Regions from separate parts of the Homo sapiens genome. Here region 2 is linked to region 1. Evidence: chromatin contacts called from ENCODE Hi-C or POLR2A ChIA-PET data. All regions are on one chromosome and are shown on one strand. The core of a region is the stretch at or near the end of the contact, and the rest is flanking DNA. Distances in the headings are between cores, read along the strand shown. Region 1 holds the start of EFHD2-AS1 (EFHD2 antisense RNA 1). Region 2 overlaps KAZN (kazrin, periplakin interacting protein).

The links. A loop is a pair of places that touch in the nucleus more often than their neighbours do. ChIA-PET counts read pairs that join two places held with the same protein, here RNA polymerase II (POLR2A).
Region 2: a map of endothelial cell of umbilical vein shows a loop between it and region 1 (2.7-fold over the local background). The contact joins the enhancer-like site here to the promoter of EFHD2-AS1 in region 1. A Hi-C loop is called at or near these places in 1 of 168 maps with a recorded cell type or tissue (endothelial cell of umbilical vein). POLR2A ChIA-PET finds 5 or more read pairs at or near these places in 1 of 52 experiments (activated CD4-positive, alpha-beta T cell).

The regions. Positions count from the first base shown.
Region 1 is chr1:15,409,637-15,415,345 of GRCh38, forward strand. It overlaps EFHD2-AS1 (EFHD2 antisense RNA 1), which reads right to left and starts at 2,732. Exons shown (of 4, transcript NR_183705.1): 1 at 2,270-2,732. It overlaps EFHD2 (EF-hand domain family member D2), which reads left to right and starts at 252. Exons shown (of 4, transcript NM_024329.6): 1 at 252-643. The coding sequence starts at 336. RefSeq lists silencers at 1-499, 2,114-2,163 and an enhancer at 12-874.
Region 2 is chr1:15,003,286-15,009,460 of GRCh38, forward strand. All of the region lies in intron 2 of KAZN (kazrin, periplakin interacting protein), which reads left to right. Among named protein-coding and RNA genes, the nearest start is that of TMEM51-AS1, 150 kb to the right of the region's middle. Within about 2 kb of position 4,848, at least 5 of the 41 ENCODE cell types and tissues checked have a DNase peak (open chromatin) inside an H3K27ac peak, as active enhancers do; they include endothelial cell of umbilical vein, where a contact is called at or near this core.

The DNA.
Region 1 (5,709 bases), core at 1,482-3,981:
CCCGGCCCCGGCCCCCAGCAGGACCCCTCCCGCTCAGCTGCTACAGTGGGCACGAAGAGGGGCATGGCTTTCGGCCGCGCTCCCCAGCCTCGCGGGGGGCAGACGACGGCGGGCGGGGCGCGCAGAGTACACTCGACCCCCGGCGGCCGGGAGCGATCACGCGCACGCCGCGCGGGCCCGGGGGCGGGGGCGGGGCGCGCGGTCCCCGCCAGGGCCCAAGTCCCACCTTCGGGGGCGGTGCCTGGCCCGGGGAGTGTCAGGAAGAGGAAGAGCGCGGCCGGCGGCGCTGCGCTGAGAGCAGGGGCCCGGCCAAGGCGAGTGCCGCGCGGGCCACCATGGCCACGGACGAGCTGGCCACCAAGCTGAGCCGGCGGCTGCAGATGGAGGGCGAGGGCGGCGGCGAGACCCCGGAGCAGCCCGGGCTGAACGGGGCAGCGGCGGCGGCGGCGGGGGCACCCGACGAGGCGGCCGAGGCGCTGGGCAGCGCGGACTGCGAGCTGAGCGCCAAGCTGCTGCGGCGCGCAGACCTCAACCAGGGCATCGGCGAGCCCCAGTCGCCCAGCCGCCGCGTCTTCAACCCCTACACCGAGTTCAAGGAGTTCTCCAGGAAGCAGATCAAGGACATGGAGAAGATGTTCAAGCAGTAAGTGCCCGCGCGACCCGGCCCCCCGCCCGCCCCGCGACCCGGTCTCGGGCCCCGAACCCCCCGATCCCCGGATCCCGCTCCGCCCCGGGAGCCTGCCGTCAGCCAAGCTTCCCCGAACCCAGACGCACCGGGGTTGGGGACCCGGCGGCCCCTTCCAGATCGAGACCCGGCATCTCACCGCGCACGTTAGTCTGGGGGACCCCCGGCCCCTGGCACGCGGCGGAGACTCGTATTTGTGCTGCCTCCGGTACACCATAGACGCGTCCACAGAGTGGGGGACCCCAGGCTTCCTTCCAGATAATCGCCAGGCCCCGCGAGCCCCACCCCCACCACCACACGTGTGGGTCCCGGGCCCTCCGCGCTGTTAGTGGGGCTTCTCCACCACCCCACACCGCACACACCGAGGCTGAGGACCCAGCGGCCTTCCTTCCCCGATCCCAGCTACTCGCGTTCCCCACCCCCACCCCAACACACGCTGGCCAAAGATACCCACCCCAGTGCCCCTCGACACCACATGCCAACCACATTCCCTCCCTTAAGGTCTTTTCGTTTCCTCTGCGATCTCAGGTCTCCCTCAAGGTGGGTTCTGGGCAGGGATCCCCCCAACTTCCTCTCCAGTTACTTAGCGTCTACCAGCAAACTGGGGGCAAAGACTTGCCCTTTCCATCCCCACCCACTCATTAGCCAGGACCCAAATCCTTCACTCACAAGTGGTCTCCTTAGGAAGGGACCCCTCGGCCCCTGTTGCCCCTCTGGTGTAAACCTCACTCCAGTCGTCCCTGTGGGCCGAGTCCCCTCCGGGTTTGGAAGGCCTCCCTCCCGCTCCTGCCCGCCCCACCCCCGTGCACCCAGCAGCTTGCAGTCACCGCTCCCCTGCTTCTGTCGCAAGGCCCCCCATCTCTCCTCCCCACTCCGTATATCCCCTTCCCTCCCCACAGGGACCCCCCATGTCCCACACCCACCCTGGTCAAAAGGGGCCCCTTCCTATGTGACTTGCCCTGTTACCCCCACCCCTACCCTTTATTCCATCAGATCCACACTGTGTGCCCTCACCAGGGTGGATGGGCACCCCCAGGCGTGTGGGCTCATCCCCCTGTCCCCCCACAAAAACAATCTTAATGTCTCTGTGGAGGGGCTAGGGAGAGAGGGCCCAGCTCCCTCCGGCCCATCCCTGGGTCCCACTCTGTTGGGTCTAAGATGCACAGCCACTCTCTCCCAGCCATGTGTGTGCCCAGGGGATGGGGAAGGTGCCAGTGCCCCTCCCTTTGGTAGCTTTCCCCACCTCCTGTTCCCTGTCCCCCTGCCCCTGGCTCCTGGAGAGGGAACAGCCTCGTTCCACGATCTGGGTGCTGGTCTGGAGTGGTTCTGGAAGGGGATAGAACTGGCCTGAGGCTGAGTCTTGGGGGTGAGCCAGGAGGTCTAGCCCCACCTGGCACAGGCAGCCCAGGGCTGAGGGAGGGATGCGGCAAGGCCGGCTCCCGCTTGGCTGGGCAGGAGGTGGGGGCAGACCAGGGGTGTCAGCCTCAGCCACATGCAGCTGTCAGTGCCCCAACATCAAGCCGGAAGCCCAGGAAGGGGCGTTTTGCAACTGCACTGTTTGAGAAAGGCTCTGACCCTACTCACCACAGCTTGCAGCAGCTTCTGCATTTGGCCCCAAGGCAGGGGGAAGGATTTCTGGTTCCCAGTTGCGGGTGGCTGAGGAGTCCCATACTTTCCCAAGGTCCTTCTGGGGGAAAATCAAGTCCTTGACCCCCGGCCCCTCTGAACCTCTTTGAGAAAGTCCCAGGGCCCAGAACCTCTTCAAGAAAGTCCCAGGGCGCCCACGTCCTTGGCTCCACGGTGTTTGGTTGGAGTTCTTCTAAAGTTTCTTCCCAGCAGAAGACTGGCGAGATTGGGAGAGCAGGATTTCCAGGATTCCTGGAAGAGTAACGTGAATGCTCCTGGGTGGGCAGACGCAGGGGTGGGTATGGATCACTGTCTGTCACTGCCCCCATCGGGCAGTGCAGAGCTGATTCAGACACCACGGAGATCCCTGTGCTGATAGTGCTGAGGCGCTCACCAGGTCCCTCAAACAGCCCTGTGACACAGAGCTCTTCGTCACCTTTGTGCAGACAAAGGGTGTTAAATAACTCGCCAAGACCACACAGCTAGAAAATGATAGAGCCAGGACTGAAACCCAGGTCTGTGACTCCAAATCCCGGGCTCTTCCCCTTCCGGGTTTCCCATCACAGACATCTACTTTCATGTTGGAAAACCTTCTCCAACACCCGCTTCCGTGTTCGTGGCGGATTGTCCATTCATGTCCCCAACCCCAGCCCCCGTCTCTCCTTTCCCCCAGAGCCTGCCTTCTCCTGGGCTTCCACAGCTTCCCTGCCACTGGCCACCAAAACAAAGATGGAGCTGTTCTGGGAGAACCCAGACACTTCAAATGAGCGGGACTTGGGAGGCTGCAGTGTGGTTGGAAGTGGCATGCAGCTGAGGGAACAGTCTGGAAGCTTCATTTGCGCAGCAAACTCACTTTTTTTTACATAGGCTGTTTCTGGTCTAGTTTGATGAGAGGTACTCTGAGGGCGACTGAGGGGAGCTGGACCCCTCCAAGCTACCCCTTGGCACCTGCACTTCTTGCCAGGGTTCTAGGAGGGCTGATGGGGCAGGCAGGGGCCAGGAAGCTGGACCTCTAGGGAAGCAAGTGCTGCCTGCCAGGGCCCGGGTGAGGGTGGAAAGCTGCAGATTGTGTATTCAAGGAAACAACGCTTCACTGTGCCAACCGAGCCCAACCCCGCCGCCAACAGACGGGCTCTCGTGGAAGACAAACCCCCGTTCTGCTTCCGCTGTCCGAGTGGGGCTGCAGCCTCCTGGGTCCAAGCAGGGTCCTAGGATCAAAGCCAGGGCATCAGAGCCAGGGCTCTGGGGAGAGCAGAGGGCAGAGAGGAGGGGAGCCTGCCCTCCTGGGAAGCCAGTCACTAGAGCAGGAGGCAGGAGACCATGAGGTCAGCAGGAGAATGGGAGCCAGCCTTTCCTTGGGGGCCAGGAGCGAGGAACCTGGGCTTCCATCCTAGTCTGCTTGTCCTCCCTGGGCCTCAGTCTACCCACCTGTAAAAGGGGCAGGCTATCCCTCATGACCCCCAAAGGTCCTTCAGCCCTGACCTGCGTATGTCTGAGGGGTCCTGAGCCCTTCTGGATATTGGAACTGCCTTCCAGGGCCTTCTGGTCCACCCCTCCGTGTTGATTCAGCAGGTACTTCCTGAGGCTGGAGATCGAGGGGGAAGAGAGGGGATGGGGGAAGATAGACAGACTGTCAGCCATCACTGGTCTCACACCTAGAGTCATTCAGGTTCCTCCTGAGAGAGACCTGAAGGGTTGACTCCAACCCCTCTCCCCATTTGACAGAAGAGGGAACCAAGACCCAGAAAGATGTGGCGGTGACTTGCTCGGGGTTACGGAGAGGTTCTCAGTGAGGCTGAAACCTTGTATGATGAGGAGAGTGGTCCCGGTGTCTCAGGGTGGGGCTCCGAGGACATGACACACTTAGAGTTCTGGGCCAGTGCCAGGCACAAGGAGGCTCTGCGTCTCCCTGGCCCTCGCAGCCAGGACTCTCCATCCCCGTCTCCGTGCGGCCTCAGGCTACGTCCAGCATCTCTGATCCCCCAGCTGCTCCCTCCCTCTCTTTGCTCCTCCAGGGCTGGCTCTGGAACCCTCCTGTCAGAGAGGCAAAGAGAATGGCCCTGGAGAGCCTCGGGAGTGCCCACCCCTGGGCTGACAACAGCCTAGCGGGGGCTCTGGAGGGTTTTGTAAGTTGAGACCTGCTGGAAAGGTAGGCAGCCGTGTAATTCTGAACCTGCCGTGGAATCTGAGGACGATGCCCTAGATCCCTGTCTCCCGCCTAGCACAGCCTTGCAGGCCCTGTCCCCACTGTCATCCCCAGCCACTTCATCTCAGGACACCTTACGTCAGAGAGGCAGGCTTTCCTTTCCTTCTGGCCAGCTCTTCCCTGCACAAGCTCTGGAAGCCTCCCGCCCTCTTCTCCACACCTCCACCTCCAGGGGACACACCTCTCCCAGGAGCCCTTCCTGGACGCAGTCAGCAGGGCCTCTGGAGTCTGCAGCCCTGGGTTTGAATACAGCTGTGGGCTGTGGAGCCCTTCTGAGCTTCTGTTCCTCACGCTGGAACAGCGGGGACAGGGGGACCCACGTTACAGGGTTGTTGTATGGCGCTTAGCCCAGTGCTTGGCACAGAGCAAGTCGTTACTAAATGACTGTCACCGCCATCCCCAGCTCAGCATACACCCTCTCCTGGGCCCCTCATAGGGCCCTGGCAGTGGTCATTGCGGCTGGCTCAGAGGCAGCTCCACAGTGCCCACTGGCTGCCTCCACTTAACCACCAGCGGAGCTTCCAGGTCTGCCAGGTTGTCGACAACCCTTTGCTTTGGGCCCTAGTGACAGGACGCAGGGTTAGAGCCCTCCTTCTCTCCTGCTGAACAGCCACTCTGATTGACAGCTACATATGGCTTTGATAAATAACAAAAAGGGAGAAATGAATTCATTATCACCTAGTTTCAGGGAAGGCAGGTGGCACAAAAAAGGGGAGAGCAAACAACAGCTCTGGAGGGTGCACAATGGGGATTCCCGTCTGCCACCACCCAGCTGGGTTGCTCCAGGCAAGGGACTCAGCATCTCTGAGCCTCAGTTTCCCCTGGGGCTCAAGAACCTACCTGGTAAAGTTCTGAGGATTAGGTATAAAAACACCCTGAGTCTTTGTGACGAGCCCATCATGGTGTCTGGGCTGTTTGCATGATAGATGATGTTTTTGAAAAATACAAGGTTCTCGTATGTGATCATTCTTCCAACAGATATTAAGTTTTTGCGCTACAAGATCCAGAGAATTAAATGAATCAAGTTCCTGCCCTCAAGAGGCTTATAGCCTTATATAGAACAAACATGTATAGAGGTTTGGGGATAGAGAGGATTGCACCCACAAGGCTAGCAATGGAAGGTTTTTTTCTTTATTTCTGCCATGATTACCGAAAGCTCTCATGAATGACACCATGCTGATGTTCTCTTTGT
Region 2 (6,175 bases), core at 3,598-6,097, 400 kb before region 1:
CGGTTAGCTGTTTTCATCTCTATTGCTCCAGTTGGCAGCGGCTCTGGTAACTTGTGTTCAGGGGTGTGGGTCAAAATCCACTCATCCCTTTGGGGGCCATGAATAGATTCATTATCTTGATTGTGGTGATGGTGTCAGGGTGTCTACATACGTCAAAGCTTAGCTCATTGTGCATTTCAAATTACAGGCAGGTTATCCCATACCAGTGATATCTCAGTAAAGCTGTTTTTTAAAAATAAAGCAGAGGTCAACCAACAGAACAAAAAGAAAAATCTATTTTGCCCACTGGGTTTGGCCAAGTGAGGGCCCCCTCCCATGGGATAGCACCCCTGTGACTGTTTTTCAGGCAGTGTTCTTTATGTTCACGTTCTAGCATGAAAGGGAGCTTGGGAAAAGGGGTGGGGGACGGGCATTGCCTTCGGGTCATCAGCTTACCCATTCCTTGTCTCTCAGCTCAGGATCACCATGAAACCTCTTACCCCCACTCCCTGCAGTTGGATACTCTTCCCCAGGTGTGCCGTAAAATGTCCCTGCCTGCTGTACCCCTCTCTTAGGTGGAGACCTGGGTTCAGCCTCTGTCCCCAGGTGTCACTCACAGTGTCCCCTGCCCACATACACACACCTGTTCAGCTCCAGGGGCTGCAGGCTGCATAGGTCCTGGCCTCTGCTGGGGGAAGCATAAAACCGGTCCTCCTTTGCACCTTCCTTCTCCAGGCTTTAAAGGACATTTCCTCTGATTGTCTTCTGTTCTTGGCACCGTGGAAGGTGCTGGGCATACCTAGGTCAAAGACAAAGTGAGGTGAACATACCTGGAGCCTCGTGCACTATCAGGGTGAGGAGGATAACATCAGACTGGCCAACCTCATGGTGCTGTCTGGATGAGAACGTCCTGTATTTCATAAACTCTAAAATGTGCACTTTTTGCATTTTAGCAGGTCTGAAACCATTGCACTCCCCTGTCACAGTTAGTTGGCAGTGTTCTTCCTTCCTAGGTGGCCCCTAGATTATTGGTGCATCTTATCCCAGCCAGCTTCCAGAGCTGAGGACGCCCGCTGTGCAGAAGAGGCTGGTACTGTGCAAATATCATTGCAGAGTGAAAGAATCTGGAGAAAGAATACTCCAGAGTCTGTGGGCATGGCTCTCAGCTTTGCTACTTTCTAGCTGTTACCATCTTGGACAAGTGACCTTACCTCTCAGAACCTGAGTTGCCTCACCTGTGAACTGGGGACAATAGAGTTGACTTCTTCAGGGTGTTTTGAGAATCAAATGAGATGATGTGTGTAAATCCCCTGGCACAGGGCCAGGCATGTAGCCGGAGTTTGGTCATTTTGTTTGCCGTCTTCAAGGAGATGAGATGGTGTCTCACTGAAGTCAGCCTCTGGTGAAACCAAGTCTGGGGTCAGAGGTGCTTCTGGCCTTGCCCTTTTTTATCGGATCTTGCTCCACCCCTAGCATTAAATGGGGGGTTCAAATCCTGCCTTAAGCGCTCATTGACCAGGTGAGCAAGTCACTTATTAATAGATATCATGCCTCAGTTCCTAATCTGTAAAGTGGGTATAATAATAGTACCCACCACCTGGCATGATTGTGAGGATTAATTGAATCTTGGCACTTCAAGCACACTCGTTGCTGGGCATGAACCAGGCACCTGAGAATCGACTTTTTATGATTGCCATTATTAAAGGTGATTATTCTTTTGAGCTGGTGATACAGAGGTAAATACGCCCAGGTTGCTATTTTGAGACCTCACAGCCTCATATCCATTGGGGAGGATAATATGCAAACCAAGCCCAGGCTGGGAATGAGGGGTGCCATGGCCGAACTTCATCCCAAAACACATGAGGGTCTCAGGCACAGAGACCTGCCACGTATTTTACAGGGACACTTTGATTGCTTAAAATCATCCCTGGTTTTATTTGGAAAAAAAAACATGTTTTTAATCCATTCCACAGATTCTGCCTTTGCAGTTTGCTGGGCATGGACCCAGCCCCTAGGAGTCCAGTCTGACTCATTACAGACCACGTGCCAGTGTTTGCAAGGCAGTCACCGGGCAGGTGCCATCTGTCGATGCTGTGTGCACCCTGCTCCACACCTCCCCGAGACTGACCCTGCCAACTCTGTCCCATTTTCCCTGGGCTCCAGGTTAGCCAGAATTGTGCCCACCCCTTCCTGTTTTGTTTTGTTTTGTTTTTCTGAGTTTAAATTTTAACCTAAAGGGGGCCGGGTGCGGTGGCTCACACCTATCATCCCAGCACTTTGGGAGGCTGAGGCAGGTGGATCGCTTGAGGTCAGGGATGCGAAACCAGCCTGGCCAATGTGGCAAAACCCCATCTCTACTAAAAATATTTTAAAAATAACTAGACATAGTGGCACACGCTTATAATCTGAGCTACTTGGGAGGCTGAGGCAGGAAGATCGCTTGAACCTGGGAAGCAGAGGTGGCAGGGAGGTGAGATCGTGCCACTGCACTCCAGCCTGCATGGCAGAGCGATACAACTCCGTCTCCAAAAAAAAAAAAATTGTTTTAACCTAAAGGGCATTAGTGTTGGCATCTCAGCAGCAAGGAAACCACTGCCTCCTGTATTGTTTCCTTTGTGATGGGACAGACATCTCAGCGGGCCGCAGTGGCACTTAACAGTTTTGTTTCCCGTGTGCCTTACCGCGACACTGGGCCCTGGGCAGATGTGCAGGCAGCTCTTAGGATGGCTGGAAACTTGAAGATCAGAACTCAGCTGGATCTGAGCCTTGAACCCTGGGACTGTGAGCTGTGTCAGAGACAGTTCCCACCCCCATGAGACCTGGGGTTCTGGGGTATTCTGCCAAACCCACTCACTGGCCAGCCCAGGGGCACCAGCAAACATAAAAACCAAAGGCCAAGCCCTTTAGCATTTACAAAACACTTTTGCATCCAGTATCTTGTTGAAGCAAAGGAGGATTCTCATGGCCAGGAGTAAGACTAGAGGTAGATGACCCAGGCCTCTGGGCCAGGGGAGGTTTGAGCTAAATCTTTGCTAGGCTTAGGGAAGAGAGGAGCCCTCTCCTACCTGCAGAGGTTTGGTGGTCACCTAGCAGCTACCTTGCATGCAGCAGCAGCTTGTGAAGTTCTAATTGGATTGGACTGGATGGGAGCAAGAAAAGCCCGGGCCGGGCTGGTCCCTCCTGACAGCGAGCCGGGAAAAGGCAGGGTCTTTCTCCTATCTTTCCCGTCATCATATTTTATCCCATCCACAGGGCTGAGGCCCACGTGTCAGAGCGGAAGCAGGTGATCAATCACTCATTCATGCCGCACATATTTACTGAATACCTACTATGTTCCAGACACTGTCCTAGGTGCCAGGGATACAGCAGTTGACAAAACAGATAATAAACCAGAGAAATAAGTAAAATGTATGATCTGGTAGTTGGTGCTAAGTGCTAAGGAGAAAAATAAAGCCAGGAAGAAGGGTGGGATGCGCCAAGGATTGCCATTTTAGAAAGTTCCAGGGAAGGGGCTGGGCGCGGTGGCTCACGCCTGTAATCCCAGCACTTTGGGAGGCCGAGGCAGGCGGATCACGAGGTCAGAAGATCGAGACCATCCTGGCTAACATGGTGAAACCCCGTCTCTACTAAAAATACAAAAAAACTAGCCGGGCATGGTGGCGGGCACCTGTAGTCCCAGCTACTCGGGAGGCTGAGGCAGGAGAATAGTGTGAACCTGGGAGGCGGAGCTTGCAGTGAGCTGAGATCGCGCCACTGCACTCCAGCCTGGGTGACAGAGCAAGACTCCGTCTCAAAAAAAAAAAAAAAAAAAAAGAAAAACAGAAAATTCCAGGGAAGGATTGATTGATGATACTCATAATACCAATCACAGCTGTATTTACTCAGTACCTTCAAGGGGCCAAGCCCCTGCTGGGAACTGGACAGACACTCATGTAACCTTTGGCAACAACTCTGAGAGTCAGCATGTTGGGAGGCTGGGCAGTCCTCGGGAACCAGAGCACTAGGTGAGGGGCTGGAATATTATGGGTATGATTAACCCCATTTATCACCAGTGAGCTGCAGAGGCAGGATTGGAACCCAGAACGGGCACTCCAAATCTGGCGAGGGTTTTTCATGAGCTAGGAATGTAATGTTGCCACTACCTTTGAGGTGCAGACATTACGGTCCCCAGTTTGGCACACTGCACTAGGCTGGGAGGTGTGGAGGGTGTGATTTGAGCCCAGGGCTCTCTCAGGCCTCTCTGTTTCCCAGGCTGGCCACATCTGGACCCAGGGAGCAGGAGGAGGTCCCAGGTGGGAGGCTCGGGCCGAGCTCTGGTGGGACGCAAGGTGGGCTTGGCCAGCCGACCCGTTGGGTAGTGGGAGCCCTCCCCTTCCTTCCCTTCCTGGTTTCTGCTCTGCCGGGCAGGTAGCTCACCTGCCCGCCTCCATAACAGATGATTAGCAGGCCCGGCAAAGTGGGTATCTCCACAGCGGAGGAGACTGGGAACAGCGCACTCCTCATTTCCAGCATATGCCTGCTTGCTAACAAACCTGAATGCCACCGCCCATTTCACTTCTCGGCTTTGATTTGCATAAGGAGTTTTTTCCTGATAGAGTTATCAGTTCATAGCATCTCCCATGTGCAAAAGCCTTGAGCCCCCATCAGCACAGGAAGGGAGCCGTGCCGTCACCCAGCCTTGGCACAGAGGCGGCCCCTGCGAGTGGGACTGGTCAGCTGCGGAGTCTCTTGCCAAGTTCTGGAGCAGAAAAATCACCTCCTTCTTCCTTCCCTTTTAAATGAAATAACTGTTTTGGCCTTGAGGCCTGCTGAGGCTCCTGGAGGCCTTGTTTGTCTTGAACTCGTGGCCTGCGGAAGTGGGTAGCTGCTCCCCCTGGAAGCTCAGCCCGAAGCTTATCTCCATGAGCCCAGCGCTTGGGCCACACCTCACCCATCCAGACGGCACCACCTCGGAGTCCAGGCCTCGGCTGTAAGTCTGAAGCCCAGGCTGCCAGAGTCGTGGAGGAAAGAGTTTTCCCAAGTGGATGAGTGGCCAGAAGTGGCAGGTGTTACAGTGGATCCTGCTGGACTCTGCAGGTCTCAGGCGAGCCTGAGAGTAGTCGGCCTTGCTGCTCACTGGCAGGCTGACCAAGGCAAGTCATTTAACCCCTCTGAGCCTTACTTTCTCATTCATCAGATGGGAACACTGGTACTCAGTAGGTTGTGTGAGGTGAGTGAGACAGCTATGATGAGGACCGGGAATGCCCTGCCGGGTTTCCAGAGCACTTCACTGTTTGCAGAGCTCTTCGCAGAGGTCATTTCATGTGACCCTTTAAACCCCTCTGGAACAGGCAGGTTCAAAGGCCAGAGGTTATGTGACCTGCACAGGTGCCACAGGGCTTCTAGCCCTGGTATCTGGCTCTAAGTCTAAGGCTCTTTCTAGCTTGTCCCGTCTGCCTTCCAAGTTCAAGGTCTGTGTAAGGCACTGTTACTATCCTGAGAGTCAGCCCAGGTTTCTCAATGGTCCCTGTGGGCCCAGGAGCCCTGGGCAGAGGCGGCAAAGTCATAAGAGGAGCGGCAAGGCTGAGGTCCCATTCCCCTGCCAGCCACAGTCCTCAAGGCCTCTCCTGCATCCTCATCACTTAGTGCTGTTTGTTTGGGCTGTAAGTAGCTCAGTTCCTGTTATTCCCCCCTGGACAATCAGGCAGGAAATTCTTCACTTTGGTTTCCTTAAGAGGTCACATACTTTTCTCTCTTGCAGAAGTAAATAAAGCCCGTGTGCTGAGTTGGCAGTTTTGCACACGAGCCCGCCCGCTGGGGTGAGCCAGCAGCCCCCTTCCCTCCAGCCTTAGCTAGCCCTACCCAGGGGGCCCAAGGGCACCAGGAAATTCGGGCAGCCTACTGCCCGGGCACTGACTCCCCAGGTGGCATCCTGGGCACGTCCTGCAAAGACAGGAAGATTTTTAAAGCACGCCCAGGGTTAGAGCCTGGGATAATGTGCCTTGAGGAGACTGTGCCTGTTCACAGAAGCAGCAGTCACATTCCCCTCCCGCACCCAGAATCCCGACAGAAGAGAGGGAGGGCGCCATGTGACAGTGTGCTTATGGAGAACTCAGGTAAGCGCCATCCCAGCTCCCAGAGCACGCTGAGCACCAGGAAGGCCAGGAGGGTTGCCTGGGAACAGGCAGACCCAGAGTCACAACGCCAAGCACCTTTG